Linked DNA regions of Mus musculus: region 2 is linked to region 1. A link is a contact called in ENCODE Hi-C or POLR2A ChIA-PET data. All regions are on one chromosome and are shown on one strand. Each heading gives the region's core, a stretch centred on a gene start or an enhancer-like site at or near the end of the contact. The rest is flanking DNA. Distances are from core to core; before and after follow the strand shown.

What was found. A loop is a pair of places that touch in the nucleus more often than their neighbours do. ChIA-PET counts read pairs that join two places held with the same protein, here RNA polymerase II (POLR2A).
Region 2: POLR2A ChIA-PET joins it to region 1 with 52 read pairs in embryonic stem cell. The contact joins the promoter of Fzd7 here to the enhancer-like site in region 1. A Hi-C loop is called at or near these places in 1 of 37 maps with a recorded cell type or tissue (gastrocnemius). POLR2A ChIA-PET finds 5 or more read pairs at or near these places in 4 of 5 experiments (Patski and embryonic stem cell).

What each region holds. Positions count from the first base shown.
Region 1 is chr1:59,421,162-59,423,832 of GRCm38, reverse strand. No RefSeq gene overlaps it. Among named protein-coding and RNA genes, the nearest start is that of Gm33724, 3.6 kb to the right of the region's middle. Within about 2 kb of position 1,339, at least 2 of the 3 ENCODE cell types and tissues checked have a DNase peak (open chromatin) inside an H3K27ac peak, as active enhancers do; they include gastrocnemius, where a contact is called at or near this core.
Region 2 is chr1:59,480,834-59,483,504 of GRCm38, reverse strand. It overlaps Fzd7 (frizzled class receptor 7), which reads right to left and starts at 1,358. Exons shown (of 1, transcript NM_008057.3): 1 at 1-1,358. The coding sequence starts at 545.

The DNA of each region.
Region 1 (2,671 bases), core at 90-2,589:
ACAGGCAGCATTTGCCCATGCGCATGGTATTGTCCTGACAGAGGTCATTTCAAACTTCCAGTGTGACCGATACCGACCAGTTCACAGAATTTCTGAATATATAATCCCCAGCTCCAGCCACACACTCTGTGAGGGTCAGAACTTGGGACCCAAGCCTTTGCATCGCAAAGGCGTAACTTCCGGTCAGACCTCCCAGAGAGTTGAGATGCCTTGAGCAGTCAGGCCAGGCAACCTCCTTGCCAGCTCTAGCTTGAGTTTTCCAGTCCCCACAGGACCCCGGAAATTGTAAAGGGAGGCCTCCTGCCCCTGTGCTCTGGCAGGGGTGGGGGTGGGGTGGGGTGGGGGGGTGCACAGGGGTCCCTTCCTGGGTCTGGTGGGAATCTCAGTTTGGCCGGTTTTGTGCCTGCTCTTTAGCCCCATGAGCATGAGAATGAGCCGGTGGCAGGTGGTCGGGGTGGGTATGAATGGCAGTAATTGTCCCTATGTCAAAAGGATGAGCCCGAGAACGCGACCAGCGAGGGGAGAGGCATGGGGGTGGGGTGCAGCTCTCAGTGAATTAGGGCCTTTTCTATGGATTCCATAAGGCTACATAATGAGCAGCTTTTGCTCAGCTACCTCTGACCTCTGTGGGCCAGAGGGGGGCCCAACCCCTTCCCTGCCTTTGTTTACCTAGCCTTGCTCGGTTGCTCCGGGTGCTGGCTGAGGTTCTGCTGGCTGTTCAGGACTGCCGGGAGCTGGCCTGCCTCTGACGCGCCCTTGGAAGCAGCTGCACTTCTCTGTGCATACTTTCCCCATCTGCAGAGTGAGGACCAGAAGACTCCCAGCCCAGAAGGCTGCTGCAAAGGAAACCTGGTCCCGTCTGTCTGGCACCATCTCTCAAGTGCTCAGTGGAGGAGGCTTTTCCATTTTTCTCCCCAAGTCCCCAGCTAGACCACACCTAACCCCTGTAACTAAGTGTGTGACCCTGGGCCAGGTCCTTCCCTCTTTCTTCCCTCTCTCCCTCCTTTCCTTCTTTCCTTTTCTCTCTCCCATCTGTGAACTGTGGGCAACCACACTGGGTCCTCCCTGCCTCCCAGGGATGGGAGAACTAATGAGATAATGCAGGAGTCGGCTGCTCTGGGGGAGAAAGGTGTTATGTACATGGAGGGTGTAATTATTATCCTGTAACTACACGAATGTTTATATTGTACCTAGCCTGACTATTTCAAGGTGTTTTGACAAGTGAGCTGTCTAAAGCTTGGAAACCCGTCCAAGGGGTGGGGACCGCCGAGAACTTCTCTGGACAGCCTGGAGCCTCCAGAGGATCCCTGTGTCTTAGCTCCAGGCAGCATCTCTTTGTGGGTGTGAAGGGAGCTGGCATCGCTAATGGCCTAACCCAGGATCTAGGGGAGGCCCCAGTGTGGCTTCACTGAGCAGCTCAGTTAGAATGGAAATCCAGGCAAGCACAGAACAATGGTGTGGTTGGCAAGGATTTTGGTATAGGGCTTAGCAAATTACAGTCTGACTTAGTTGTGTTCTGGCTGTCCCTAATGTTTCCGTTTCTCGCTGCCTTGACTGTCAACACTACGAACATCATCTTTATCTCCTAGGAAGTGCCCAAGAGGCACCCTCAACACACACACACACACACACACACACACACACACAGAGATGCTAGAATTAAAAACACTCTTGTTCTTCTAGAAGTTTCCTCCTAGAAATTGTGTGCCAGTTTGGAGGGGGGTGTGGTGCAAAGAAATGGATGTAGTAAGGTCCTTTGAGACAAGGTATGGGAAAGTGGGATCCAGCGTGGCATGCACCCAGTCAAAAACACAGGCAGGAACGGGGCTCAGACTCCAACCAGCATCCTAGGCCAAGAAACTGGTGGTTTGTGTTATGAAATAAAATGCGGCAGCAGCTGGAGTAAGGAGGTACCTGGCGGGCATATGTCAAGGTGTCCACTTGAGAAATCACACCATTACAGATCCGATATAAGGAAAGTTTATTAAGGGGGAAGGGGAGTGAGGACTTGGAAAAGGGGTAGAGGCAGAGAAGGTGGGGGACAGAGAAGGAGAGAGAGAAAGAGAAAGAGAGAGAGGGAGAGGGAGAGGGAGAGGGAGAGGGAGAGGGAGAGGGAGAGGGAGAGGGAGAGAGAGAGAGAGAGAGAGAGAGAGAGAGAGAGAAAGAGAAAGAGAAAGAGAAAGAGAAAGAGAAAGAGAAAGAGAAAGAGAAAGAGAAAGAGAAAGAGAAAGAGAGGTGGGCTGGGAACATATGGGGATAGAGAGAGAAAGAGAGTGAGAAGGGAGGGAGAGGGAGATATCAAAAGAAGAAGAAGGGGTGGGGTGGGGTATTGAGGGTATGCCAGGTCACTGGCACCTGGCAGGTTGGTGGGTGTAGGTAGTAATGGCAGTAGGTGATGATTCCACTGTTGCTAGGTCACTGTTGGGAGGAGCTTAGTGGAATTGTCTGTACAATTGTCTGTACGTGGTCTCCACCAGTCCCACTCAGGAAGACTACTCTCATGGCATCCCACCACCGTATTGACGAAACCATATTGAAGCCAGCATATGAACTGGGTAGTGGGTGTGTGTGGACCACGCACATTCCAAACATTACCCTTCCCCCAACAGCCATGAGGGATGTATAGAGATTCTACAGAGTGAAGGGTAACCACCTACTAGGGACACTCTGA
Region 2 (2,671 bases), core at 109-2,608, 60 kb before region 1:
GCAGTAGGGTAGGCGGTGGGACTGCCGCCCGCGCCCCCGGAGCCGTCGGACGTGTTCTGCCCCACGCAGATCTCGCCGGCACCGTGCACTGGGAAGTTCTCGCAGCGCAACCGCTCTGGCCACTGGAAGCCGAACTTGTTCATGAGCGCCTCGCAGCCCTGTCGGGCGCGCTCGCACAAGGAACGGCACGGAGGAATGGCTTGGTCGAGCACGGTGCACACGGGTGCGTACATAGAGCATAAGAAGAAGCGTAGCTCAGGAGAACACTGCACCTTTACCAGAGGGTAGAACTGGTGCACCTCGAGGCCCGCGTCCTCTTGGTTCGTGTGGCCCAGCAGGTTGGGCAGGATGGTCTGGTTGTAGGCGATATCCGTGCACAACGGGATGGAGATGGGCTGGCAGAAGCCGTGGTCCGGTACCGAGATGCCTTTCTCGCCGTGATATGGCTGAGCCCGGGTGTCCGTGGGCAGCGCGCCCAGAAGAGCAAGCACCAGGGCGCAGAGGCCCAGGGGCGAGTGCGACGCCGCCGTGCCGGGGCCCCGCATCGCCGGTCGCGAGTGCAGCGGCGTTCTCAGCTGGAGGAAAAAGACGAGGCGCTGGGGAGAGGCTTGGATACAGGGAGGCGCCGCCGCGCCCGGCGCATGAGAGTCCTCCCGGCGCCGGGGCCGGGCCGTGGGCGGCGCGGAGCCGAGGGTGCTAGGGTGCCTGCACAGCGGGGGCGAGGCCGCCAGCCGAGGGGGCGCCGCAGCCGCCTCCGCGTGGCACTCACGCAGCCGCCGGAGGTTCAAACTCCTGGGCCTGGAGTGGGGGATCGAGGGAAGGGGTGTCGCCTTACCCTCCCCGCCGAGACGTAACGGTGCGGCTTTCTCTGCGGCGACGAGCAACAAGCTTCTCCGGTTACCCTTCAAAGTTTGCCCAAGTTTCTCGAGCCCCGGGCGCACGCCGATACGCACGTCCCCTAAACCGAGCCAGGCCTCCGCCAGGCCAGCGCCCTGCGTCCCTGCCTGCTCGCCCCGGCCGTCGCCTCGGTGGTGCTGCTCCGCCTTCTCTCCTTGAGGCCCCGCGGGCCACTGCAGCCGCCTCTTCTGATTCTGGAGCCTCCTTCAGTCCTAGGAAGGTCGGCCCCAAGTTTCAAGTCAAATGGCTCGTTCTCGCTTTGAGTCTGATCGGTGCTCGGGAGGTAAGAGCTGGACAAGCTGGTTTTGGAAACGGAGTTGCACGGAATCCGAAGCGCCGAGGCCCCTGCACCCGCGGCCTGCCTGCACCCGGCCTCTCCTGCCCCGCGCAGTCCCAGCCCGCGACTCTCCGCGTCCAGCACCGCCCGCCAGGGAAGGAGCGCGGAGTAACGCCTGGGAGCCGCACTGGTGGCTAGAAGAAGCGTCGGGCTTGCAGGGCTGCGGGCCGCCCCGCCCCCTCCCCTCCCCCCATTCACAAACCACTCCGGGGGCGGGCCCCGAGCCCTCTGGACATCCAATAGCGCGCTTTGTTTTCTCTGTGGACCTGTTCCGATTGGGTGGAAGTCGGAAGGGGCGGCCGAGGAAACAAGGAAGGCGGTGCTTAAAGAGCTCTGGGCGGATTCCTGAGGGGAGGGGCGGGGGACTGAGAGAAAAGTTAGGAAAAACTTTTACCCAGAATTTGCTCAAGGGAGAAAAAAACGCACCAGAAAGGGAACTTGCCTGTAAGATTGGTTCCTCTTCCGGGTACCCTAAAATACACATTTCCGAACAAAAGGGGGCATTCGCCGAAGGCTTTGGGGAGAAGCTGAGAATAGTACAGCACCAGGGCAGAAAGACGTGACCCGGAGTCACGTTAGCCTTGCCTGGCAGGCGAGGGCGGGAGAATTTTGGTTAGCATCAGTATGAGTCGAGAAAGGGGTGCGACTAAGAATCGTTTTTTCTTCCCCTACCCCAACCGACCACGTGAAGGCACAATTCCCTCTCCCTCCCCCAGTTACAAAAAAGGGGGGCATCCTGGAGGGAGAAACCCGAGTCGGCCGAGGGGCGGACTTGTGGCGGGAGGAAGTGCAGACCCTCGGAGGAGAAGGCCCAGAGCTGGGGATCCGCTGCACACACGAGCCTGCCACCCCTCCCGGACATACTGCTGGGAGCCTGGGGAGCCCAAGAGGCTCTTTTTTTTTTTTTTTTTTTTTTTTAACTCCAAGGCAGCTCTGGGGGAATGCTTATGAAAGTAACCTGAGACCGAGGGCCTCGGAACTCTGTACGATTTACAGAGCGCCTTCGGTTGCCCCGTTTTCCTTTTTTTTTTCTGAGGTGTGTGGCCTTCAGGGACCCCTTCTTCGTTGCAGAAGCAACCATTTGATCTTTCCATTTGGAATCTACATAGAAATGTTTTAACGCGCGTTAGAAAGCAGGGCATTTGCTAATTAAAGGGCTTTCGAGACACAAAGAGGGGTTATTTTCCTTGTGGGGTAGCATTTTCTGATTGGCAAGCTTTCTTTTGTTCTTGGTCAAATCTTAACCCCGCTCCAGGCACTGGGCGCTCGTGCGCGTTGTCTGATTGCCCCGACCGGTCAGAAGTTACTAAGGGGCCTCTGCCCTCTCACAGGAGCCAGCAAGAAATATCATGAATACTATGAATTCCCATGCAGGAAAGTGACAAGTTGAATCGTTGAATCTGTCTCTGCAATCATTTTAAACGTTTTTTTCCTGGC